Linked DNA regions of Homo sapiens: region 2 is linked to region 1. Evidence: read pairs that join two places in POLR2A ChIA-PET (ENCODE). Cell type or tissue: Caco-2. All regions are shown on one strand. Each heading gives the region's core, and the rest is flanking DNA. Links, peaks and the distances in the headings are about the cores only.

Region 1 (5,377 bases), core at 63-5,062:
AGAAGCAGACTTGTACCCTTGACACAGACATGAAGGAATGAGGAACAAGCTGGGGCCAAAGGAACACACTGTGGGTCACAGTCAGGGCTGGACAGCAGGGCCAGAGGAGCCAGAGGAGATCTCTGCAGAGACATCTATGTGGGGAAGAAAAACAATAGGGTCTTGAATGGAACAGGAAGGAAGGTAGGATTAAACCAGCTGGAAGAGGGGTGCAGAGGGAATTTCTTATAAAGAGAAGAGCTGAAGAATAGAGAAGGGTAGGAGGTGACAAGGTGCACAGTGCAAACACAGCAAAGGAGCTGCAGCTCTAGGGCCTGGGAGAACCGACCACGTGGGATCGGGGCAAACCCAGTGTGGCCTGCTGGACGCTTCCCTCCCAGTACCTAGGCCACTCTCGCCACCCCAAATAAGATAGAATCCAACACCTATTGGGCAATTTCCCCTCGGGGGCCCGCCGCACAAACATAGCCTGCTGGTTATTTGCAGCCTTTCTTTGCCCGGCTCTGTGCCCTGGGGTCTGAGTCCTGTGGACAGCCAGGCCTCTGCCTTCCAGTGGGGTGAGGCCTATAGGCCAGGCCAACAGGAGGCACTGGAAGGAGACTGGAGTGTCAGGAGGGAGGTGGGGGACTTCATGTGCCTCCTTCCTGACTGTAGCCTTCAGTTCACCTCGTTCCTCCCTCTGCTGCTTCAGGTTTGCGGATAATAATGATTTCCTGCCACTCCCTTTCCCTGGGTCCCTACTTTGTTCCCTAAACCCCGTCCACATCTTTTCACTGAAAAATCGCTTCAGAAATCCCTCCAAAAGTTGCTGTCTGTTTTCTGCAAGTACTAACGGATACACAGACATACATCAACATTTTCTGAGTGGCTCTACATATATAAAGATATGATGGCATTTGCTGGTATTGTATTAATATGTTAGAGAACATGTTAAGGTGTACCTTTGCAGACAGATTTGAGAAATGGCTAATTAATTAATTAATTTTTGAGATGGAGTTTCGCTCTTGTTGCCCAGGCTGGTGTGCAATGGCGCGATCTCAGCTCACTGCAACCTCCACCTCCTGGGTTCAAGCAATTCTCCTGCCTCAGCCTCCCAAGTAGCTGGGACTACAGGCATACGCCACAACACCTGGCTAGTTTTTTGTATTTAGTAGAGACTGGGTGTTGGTCAGGCTGGTCTCAAACTCCTGACCTCAGGTAGTCCGCCTGCCTCGGCCTCCCAAAGTGCAGGGATTATAGGCATGAGCCACCGTGCCTGGCCTAGAAACAGTTATTTTATATAAGGCATCTTCATGTGTGTGATCACACACAGGCTAAATCTTAGAACAATATCACAGTATATGCATACATAGCATGTATGATTATTCTATGCTGTGTGCTATAGATATAAGTTTATAAATATCAATTATAAATACAAAAATAAAGGCCAGGGAAGGAGTTAGACTGGGGTTTGAGGTAGTGCGTGTGTGTGTGTGTGTGTGTGTGTGTGTGTGTGTGTGTGTGTGTATGGTGTTTTATTTCTTTTTCATCTTCTTTTTTTTAATGAGGCAGGGTCTTGCTCTGTCACCTAGGCTGGGGTGCAGTGGCACCCCAGTAAAGATCATGATTTACTGCAGCCTTGACCTCCCAGGCTCAAGCCATCCTCCCACCTCAGCCTCCGGAGTGGCTGGGACTACAGGCATGCACCACCATGCCTGGCTAATTTTTACATTTTTATTTTTGTGTGTGGAGACAGGGTTTTGCCATGTTACTCAGGCTGGTCTGGAACTCTTGGGTTCAAGCGATCGTCCGGCCTTGGCCTCCCAAGGTGCTGGGATTATAGGTGTGAGCCACCACGCCGGGCCCAGTCAATTTCTTTAAAGGTGGCATAGAGGATGATGTTGGTATTGTGGACAAGATCTGACTGGAAAGGGAGGGGAAATTTGAAGCTAACAAACTTTGATTTGTTTTAACCACAATATTGTAATGCCAGGTGTACTGATACATAAGTACTAAGTCCCTCAGAAACTTTTAACCTGCTCATTTTCCTTGCTGTTGCTTTAGTTTGAAATGTTCCATTCTGAAGAAAGCGTGAGCCCCAGCAAGCAGAAGGTGTACTGATTCTCAGCCCCCACATCTGTGCACATGTTTGCAGCATTTGCTCGGGAGACTCGGGGGAGCGGCGGCAGTTCTGCCTGCAGGGCCCGTGGAGCACTTACGGGAGTTCTTGGGCAGTCCAGGTCCGATGCTGACCTGCAGCACTTTGTTACTGGGCTTGAGGACAGCCAGGTCCCCAAACCCTTGGTGGAACTGCACTTGCCGGGAGCCCCCTGCACTCCAGGGGCCCCAGTTTTCCTTTTTCAACTTCAGTTCAAGCCTGCAAAAAGCACAGTGGGGTTAACAGGTCGAAGGACGCAGTGAGAAAACGGTGCTCAGAGATCCCGCCACGGAGTTCTGCTGCTGGAAAAGCATAAACATGAGGCGAGAACGGACAATCTACACCAGGAGCAGGGCCCTGAGGATGCGCACCGCATCCATGGGGTGGCACTGTCGCTGCATGACAATGAGCCAGAAAAAGGAGCATCTGGGGCCCGGTACCGTGAGACACCAGGTGGTGAGGGAGGTACATCTGGCTAATGTGCCAGTGCCACTCTGTCAGGTGGTCTCAGAGGCGCCTGCTGAGGGGACAGAGGAAAGAGACAATTTCCAGGTCATACCGCTGTGCTGTCATTGTGCTTCCAGCTGTTGTCCCTGATTCTGTGCTTGTGGAGGACTGAGAGATGCCAGACACAGGCCAGCTTGAGGACTCTAGCATAGAACCTGGCTTTGTTTAGTCCTGTACTATTCTTGCACCATCACAGCCCACCCAGGGATGGAAAAAGACACACACTAGCAACCAAAATCCAAATAGAAGGCAGGATTTACCTGCAATTCCCAAACTCCCCATCCAGTTTTAATGCTTCTATATTGCATATATGCCTGTATTATGCAATCCTTATTCTGTTTTTAAGTTATATTTTCTGATATCATAAGAAGGAAAAATCATAATTTTAAGTAGCTGCCTATTATAAGTTTCCCTCATCATGATATAAAGGCTTTGTCTTGGCCTTATTTTTGTAGCTAGGAAAAGATGGAGGATATTCCCATTTTATAGATGGGGAAATTTAAAAAGAAAAGCTAAATAACTTTCTTTCTGTGTTTTAGACAGGGTCTTGCTCTGTTGCCCAGGCTGGCGTGCAGTGGTGCGGTCTCAGCTCACTGCAACCTCTGCCTCCTGGGCTCAAGTATCCTCCCACCTCAGCCTCCCGAGTAGCTGGGACTACAGGCATGCACCACCATACTCGGCTAATTTTTTTTTTATTTTTTACTTTTTGTAGAGATGTGGTCTTACTATATTGCCCAGACTAGCTAAATAACTCTTACTCAGCAAATATGAGATTAGAGGGTCAACAGTATGCCAGCCAGTACCTGGTCCATTAGATCATGTTGCCAAAAGAAATGAAGGTGAGGCTGGGCATGGTGGCTCAAGCCTGTGATCCCAGCACTTTGGGACGCCGAGGCGGGTGGATCACTTGAGGTTAGGAGTTCAAGACCAGCCTGGCCAACATGGTGAAACCCCGTATCTACTAAAAATAAGAAAACATTAGCTGGGTGTGGTGGTGAGCACTTGTAATCCTAGCTACTCAGGAGGCTGAGGCAGGAGAATTGCTTGAACCTGGGAGGCAGAGGTTGCAGTGAGCCAAGGTCGCACCACTGTACGCCAGCCTGGGCAACAGAACGAGACGCCATCTCAAGAAAAAAAAAAGAAAAAAAAAAAAAAAGAAAGAAAGGTGAACCACCTACACAATACGTTGGCCACCTATAGTCCTCAAGCCCCCGGAGGCTCTACCAATAAACAGGTTTTATTATGCATTGGTTTGGGGAATTTAAACCCCCACCTCTGTCACTTTTATCTGCTTCCAGTGTGATTCTACTCCTGTCTGCTCTCCTAAATTAAAAAAACCCTTTTTTGGGTGATACATAAAAATCTGCCTTTGTCTGCCTCATTCAGGTGATTTTTGTCTAAATGATAAAATACACTAGTCTATGAAGTCATTATTTCACAGAAATGCAAAAGTAACCTTTTCAAAGTCTGTGACTACTATCCAGACTGTCTTCTGCAGGCTCTAAGGTTCCACTGGGGCCAGCCAGACCCCACTCTTCTCCTCGCAGGCCTCCTCCAGCCCCATCCTGAATCGCAGGGGTGCGATCAAGACCCCTTTTTAGCTACACGCAGAAGTCTGGGTCCCAGATCCGGACTTACGTATTGCTGAATTTCAGAGGTAGTTGCTTCTGGGTCTTCTCCTCGTAACGCTTTGCTAAGAGGCTTAGGAATTCAGTTTTGAAGACAGATTCAAGCAAACTGTCATACTCTTGCTCATGGAGAATAAAAATGTCATCCTGCATAGTACTGTAAAGAGATTGGACAAACACACTTGGTGAAAGCTGTGCTTCTGTTTACTCTATTGTTTTTTTTTTCTTCCATTTTAAAAATCCTGCAAGATAGTGCTAAGATTTTACAGTCTTTCTTTCTATAAGTAATAATCTTTCAAACAAAACCAACAACAATGAATTACATAATGAAATTGCTGAAATCTGCTTTCAAAGAAGGTTTATAGTCCAACAAAAGCATGATCAAAGTACTTTTTCCACATGATTTTTACAATCAGGAACTTAAGGACAATTTAGCCCATATTAAAAAAAAATCCATTTTCAAGTCCAACTTGTGTTTTTAAGATCATAAAAATCCAGAAAGTTATGAATAGAATGCAGTTGAAAAGGGATGACTCTACATTTAAGTTCCAAGTTAGTATAATTTATGATATGGTTATAGCTATTGTAGTAAATTTGAACTTGAAGAATCATAAGCTCGGTTCTCAAGAGGGAAGCCAATATCCTGGACTTCAAGGTACTTATTAAGAACCTTCTGGCAAACAGTGCTCTGTGGACACTGTAGGCCAGGAGCTACTAGAACGTACAGACACATCCAAGTTCAGAAATGCGAAGGCCAGAATGGACAAACAGCAAACAAGCAAAAATCATCACCTTCAAGCTAATGAATTTTGTCAGACAAGGAAAGAACACACCTTTGCGGGAACTGCATGTTTGGACAGGGTGGGATTGTGGAGAAATTTATGCCTGGAGGGGAGCAGGTGTTACAAGCTATAGGGTGATGGCAGAGAGACGCTGAGGCAGACCCAGCTCCGAGGAAACGCTTGCTGGTCAGGGGAGGTTGATGAGACAAAGTTCCATCTTCAAGCCTGGCTAGGCTTGGTAGAAAGCAACAACATGTATGTAATTGAGAATTTGCATTCCCTGTTAGATTTATCACTCAGGTGAATGGGGCCACCACCCCAAA
Region 2 (5,377 bases), core at 271-5,270, 220 kb after region 1:
ATCCTGGGTAACATGGTGAAACCCCGTCTCTACTAAAAAAAAAAAAAAAATACAAAAAATTAGCCAGGCATGGTGGCTGGTGACTGTAGTCCCAGCTACTCGGGAGGCTGAGGCAGGAGAATGGCGTGAACCCAGGAGGCGGAGCTTGCAATGAGCCAAGATCACACCACTGCACTCCAGCCTAGGAGACAGAGCGAGACTCTGTCTCAAAAAAAAAAAGGAACATTTTCCCAATTCTGATTTCCATCTGTTTTTCAGAGGATTCAGTAATATATTGCCAAATATTTATTCTTTCTTTTTTTTTTTTTTTTGAGACGGAGTCTTGCTCTGTCACCCACGCTGGAGTGCGGTGGCGCAATCTCGGCTCACTGCAACCTCTGCCTTCCGGGTTCAAGCTATTCTCTGCTTCAGCCTCCCAAGTAGCTGGAATGACAGGCACCCGCCACCACACCCAGCTAATTTTTGTATTTTTAGTAGAGATGGGGTTTCACCATCTTGGCCAGGCTTGTCTTGAACTGCTGACCTCGTGATCCACCCACCTCGGCCTCCCAAAGTGCTGGGATTACAGGTGTGAGCCACCGTGCCCGGCCTTCTTTCTTTTTTTGAGATGCTCTGTCACCTACACTGGAGTGCAGTGGCTCTATCTCGGCTCACTGCAACCTCTTGCCTCCTGAGTTCAAGTGATTCTCCTGCCTCAGCCTCCAGAGTAGCTAGGAATACAGGCGCCCACCACCACACCTGGTTAATTTTTGTATTTTTAGTAGAGATGAGTTTTCGCCATGTTGACCAGGCTGGTCTCTCAAAGTCCTGATCTCAAATGATCTGCCTACCTCAGCCCCCTAAAGTGCTGGGATTATAGACTTCAGCCACTGAGCCCAGCCAGATATTTATTCTTATTCAAGACCATAGTAGCAGTGAAGTGGAAGCAACTTTTAAAATTGTAAAACTCATTCTAGACACATGATGGAGCTAGTCAGATAAGGCTTTGTAAATACCTTGGCATGATTAATTGCATTTTTTCTGGGGCTGAATGAAAAGGAACAAATAAAAAAATCAAAATGAATACAAAGTAAAATTTTCTGTATAAATCTATCAGTGAACTAAATCATTGTTTATGCATTTTGGAAAGCAGCAAGAAAATAATATCGAGCAATAAAACTAGTTTCCCTGTCAATACCATAAAAAATCATTCAGAATGCACTCACAACACTAAAGTTAATTAATGTGGGGCTGGTGCGGTGGCTCACGCCTGTAATCCCACCACTTTGGGAGGCTGAGGCAGGTAGATCACCTGAAGTCAGGAGTTGGAGAGCAGCCTGGCCAAACATGGTGAAACCCTGTCTCTACTAAAAATACAAAAAAAAATTAGCTGGCTGTGGTGGCAGGCACCTGTAATCCCAGCTACTCGATAGGCTGAGGCAGGAGAATCTCTTGAACCCCGGAGGCGGAGATTGCAGTGAGCCGAGATCAGGCCAGTGCGGGCCAGCCTGGGCAAAAAGAGTGAGATTCCGTCTCAAAAAAAAAAAAAAAGAAAAGAAAAGAAAATTTGGCTGGGCACAGTGGCTCACACCTGTAATCCCAGGACTTTGGGAGGCCAAGGCAGGTGGATCACCCGAGGTCAGGAGTTTGAGACCAGCCTGACCAATATGGTGAAACCCCGTCTCTACTAAAAATACAAAAGTTAGCCAGGCATGGTGTCCTGCACCTGTAGTCCCAACTGTAGTAGAGGCTGAGACAGGAGAATTGTTTGAACCCGGGAGGCGGAGGTTGCAGTGAGCCAAGATCCTGCCACCGCACTCCAGCCTGGGTGGCAGAGCGAGACTCCATCTCCAAAAAAAAAAGAAAATTTGTCAATGGGAAAATTAGAAACCTTTAACAAGACACTAATGAAAGAGAGACTTGTATCATATCAGTGTGAAATGTCCTCTACAATCACTATTTTTATCATAACATACATCATGTATTAGGTTCACTAGCTATTAGCTACTGAGCTAAGTGCTTAATGTGCAATATCTTATGTAATCTTCCATACGACCCTGTTAGCTCCATTTGCAGTTAAGAAACTAAGTTGAGAAGACTTAAAGTAATTTGACCAAGCTATTACTCAGCTATCCTGCATCAAATACATACATTTGTCTGGCTCTGAAGCCTACACTATTACCCTTTAAGCAGTGATTGCGTAATAGAAATGTCCATCAGAAGAAATTGTCCCTAATGCAGGCCCAAAATGAATAGGAACACACTTATTAAAACCCCGTGAGCCTTTCCAAACCAGAGCTCCCAGAAAAATTGTTGCTTTTTAATGGAATATAAAAATTACATTTACACAGTAAGTTTAACTCTAAACACTTTTTCCCCCAGTATGTTGATATTGGTTTATAAAAAGGATGTTGAAGAGAATTTCACCAGTTGTATAATGTAACATGATGCTACTTCTGATTAAGATAAATTAAGGCCAGGCACGGTGGCTCACACCTGTAATCTCAGCACTTTGGGAGGTCGAGGCAGGTGGATCACCTGAGGTCAGGAATTCGAGACCAGCCTGGCCAGCATGGTGAAACCCCATCTCTACCAAAAATACAAAAAAGTAACCGGGCGTGGTGGCAGGTGCCTGTAATCCCAGCTACTCAGGAGGCTGGGGCAGAAGACTCACTTGAACCCAGGAGGCAGAGGTTGCAGTGAACCGAGACAGTGCCATTGCACTCCAGCCTGGGTGACGGAGGGAGACTCTGTCTCAAAAAAAAATAAAATAAAATAAAATTATTTTGCCTTAAGAATTATTTTACTGAAGTAAAGGAATAGAAATGATTTAAATATATGCTTAAATTAGCAGCTTATTAAAAGCATGTTTGTGTAGATTTATTATTATATTTTCTCTGATTTAAATCAATATTTTCTTTTCTTCCAGTTTCAATTTGATTTTTACATTCAGAAGATAAACCTTGATCTTTCTCCAAATCTAAAAAATTTGGAGTTGAAACAATGATTAATACTAGTTATGGTGGTCCATGATCTAGCAAGGAATGAGGAAGTCCATGGAAATGAGCTTTGCAGATAACTAAATCTCTTGTCCATACCTTGATGTTCTTTATTTTCCCCACTCACTGTCAATGTTTACTTTCCTGTTGGATCCTGTGTATTCTTATAAGTCATCTGAGCTCTTTGCTACAACAAGGCAAGGCATGGATCAATAAATATGTGCATTTCAAAAAGTAAAAAATAACAAATCTCTGCATGAACCTTGCCTTTTTTCCTTTTTTCTTTCTTTTCTTTCTTTTTTTTTTTTTGTTTTTGTTTTTTTGTTTGTTTGTTTGACAGCACCACACTGTGTCTCCCAGGCTGGAGTGCAGAGGCACAAACAGGTATCACTGTGCCAGGCTCAAGGGATCCTCCCGTCTCAGCCTCCCAAGTAGCTGGGACCATAGGTACACACTACCTATAGCTCGGCTAATTTTTTTATTTTTTGTAGAGACAGAGTCTCACCATGTTACCCAGGCTGGTCTCGAACTCCGGGCTAAAGCAGTCCTCCAGCCTCAGCCTCCCAAAGTGCTGGGATTAAAGGCATAAACCACTACACCCAGCCAAATCTTGTCATTTTTAGATACCAAGACTTTTTTTTTTAACTTTAAGAAAAGTTTTTTCTGAATGAAACTACACATTTCATGGACTTCTGAAAATACATTGAATGTCAGGCAGCTTTTGCTTTAAGACTCAAGGTCATTACCATAAATATTGATTATTGCACAGGATTGCACGAACCAAGGTCCTGGGGGACTGTCAGATGAAATGACTGTTTGCCACTATCTTTCATGGTCTTGGACTGCTGTACTTATATGGTTCTCCTGTGTTTTTTTTTTTGGTGTGTGTGTGTTTATATCCTCCACTGGCAGAGACTTATTTATTTATTCATTTATTTATTTATTCATTCATTCATTCATTTATTTTGAGATGACATCTTGCTTTGTTGCCCAGACTGGAGTATGATGGCATGATGACAGCTCACTGCTGCCTTAAACTCCCGGCCTCAAGCTGTCCTCCTGCCTCAGCCTCCCAAATTGCTGGAATTACAGGTGAGTGACCACATCTGGCCAAGAGAGACTTTTTTCTGCCGTTATGTGTTGCTCCAATTTAGTCTCTTTTACTAACAAGGATCAGAAGAGCACATGGGTTACTTTAAAGAAAATAATGTTGTTTTTTTTTTTGAGGCGGAGTCTCACTCGGTTGCCCAAACTGGAGTGCAGTGTTGTGATGTCGGTTCACTACAACCTCCGCCTCCCAGGTTCAAGCGATTCTCCTGCCTCAGCCTCCCAAGTAGCTGGGATTACAGGTGCACGTCACCACACCTGGCTAATTTTTGTATTTTTAGTAGAGACAGGGTTTCATCATGTTGGCCAGGCTGGTCTCTAACTCCTGATCTCCAGTGATCCAGCCGCTGCACCCTCACAAAGTGCTGGGATTATAGGCGTGAGCTACCATGCCTGGCCTTTGCTTTATTTTTTTGCTTTTGTTTTTGTTTTTGTTTGAGATAGAGTCTCACTCTGTCACCCAAGCTGGAGTGCACTGGCACGACCTTGGCTCACTGCAACCTCTGCCTCCCAGGTTCAAACGATTCTCATGCCTCAGCCTCCCGAGTAGCTGGGACCATAGGCACGTGCCACCACACCTATCTAATTTTTGAATTTTTAGTAGAGATGGGGTTTTGCCATGTTGGCCAGGCTGGTCTCGAACTCCTGGCCTCAAGTGATCCAAGTGCCTCAGCCTCCCAAAGTGCTGGGATTATAGGCGTGAGCCACTTCACTAGGCCAGAAAGAAATTTTTTTTTAAAGTATACATGCCCAGGAGCCCAGGAAAAACAAGACAAAAGAAGGCAGGGCTGTGCATCTCTGCGTGGTTGGATGTTCTTTTCTTGTCTGTCTCTTGAAGCTTCTCCCACTTAACTCACAGTTGTTCCTCTTCCCCGATTTCAGCTTGCAAAGTGCCTGTAGCCTGTCACGATCTGACTTGGGCCCTAGAATAACGTTTTTTACAATGTTGCCCACAGCTCACTGGAAACTGCCCTCTAGACTTTTGATTCAAGTTCCATAGGGAGAAAGGGACGGAGAGAAAAAAAGAAAGAATCTGACTCACCCAGCTCAACCTTTTAAATCACGCCACCCAGGTCATAGGTCACTGACAAGGAAGGCTCTGCTGGGACCAGGTGCCTGTCCAGTCACATTCCAAGCAAATGCTGTGAGAGGAGTGATGTCCTAAAGCTTACTGCCCCATTAAAAAGAGATGGCAGATGGGGACAGAGTCTCTGGGGAAGGAAGACAGGGTAGACACTCCAAATTTAGGGCATGCAGCAGTTTGCTGACTTTGCCTGTCTGCTGCCTCGATT

What was found. Peaks named below come from ENCODE experiments on the same cell type or tissue, not always from the same donor. Only the 100,000 strongest peaks of a DNase experiment are listed, where the experiment ranks them.
Region 2: POLR2A ChIA-PET joins it to region 1 with 17 read pairs; 8 of 35 experiments call an interaction of 5 or more read pairs at or near these places.

The regions. Positions count from the first base shown.
Region 1 is chr15:59,158,875-59,164,251 of GRCh38, forward strand. It overlaps MYO1E (myosin IE), which reads right to left. Exons shown (of 28, transcript NM_004998.4): 23 at 4,283-4,429; 24 at 2,199-2,356. Among named protein-coding and RNA genes, the nearest start is that of MIR2116, 9.7 kb to the right of the region's middle. RefSeq lists an enhancer at 2,259-2,760. In Caco-2, for the core only: no CTCF peak of the experiment used is centred there; a DNase peak (open chromatin) is centred at 2,537.
Region 2 is chr15:59,375,960-59,381,336 of GRCh38, forward strand. No RefSeq gene overlaps it. Among named protein-coding and RNA genes, the nearest start is that of MYO1E, 5.8 kb to the left of the region's middle. RefSeq lists an enhancer at 4,105-4,606. In Caco-2, for the core only: no CTCF peak of the experiment used is centred there; a DNase peak (open chromatin) is centred at 5,182.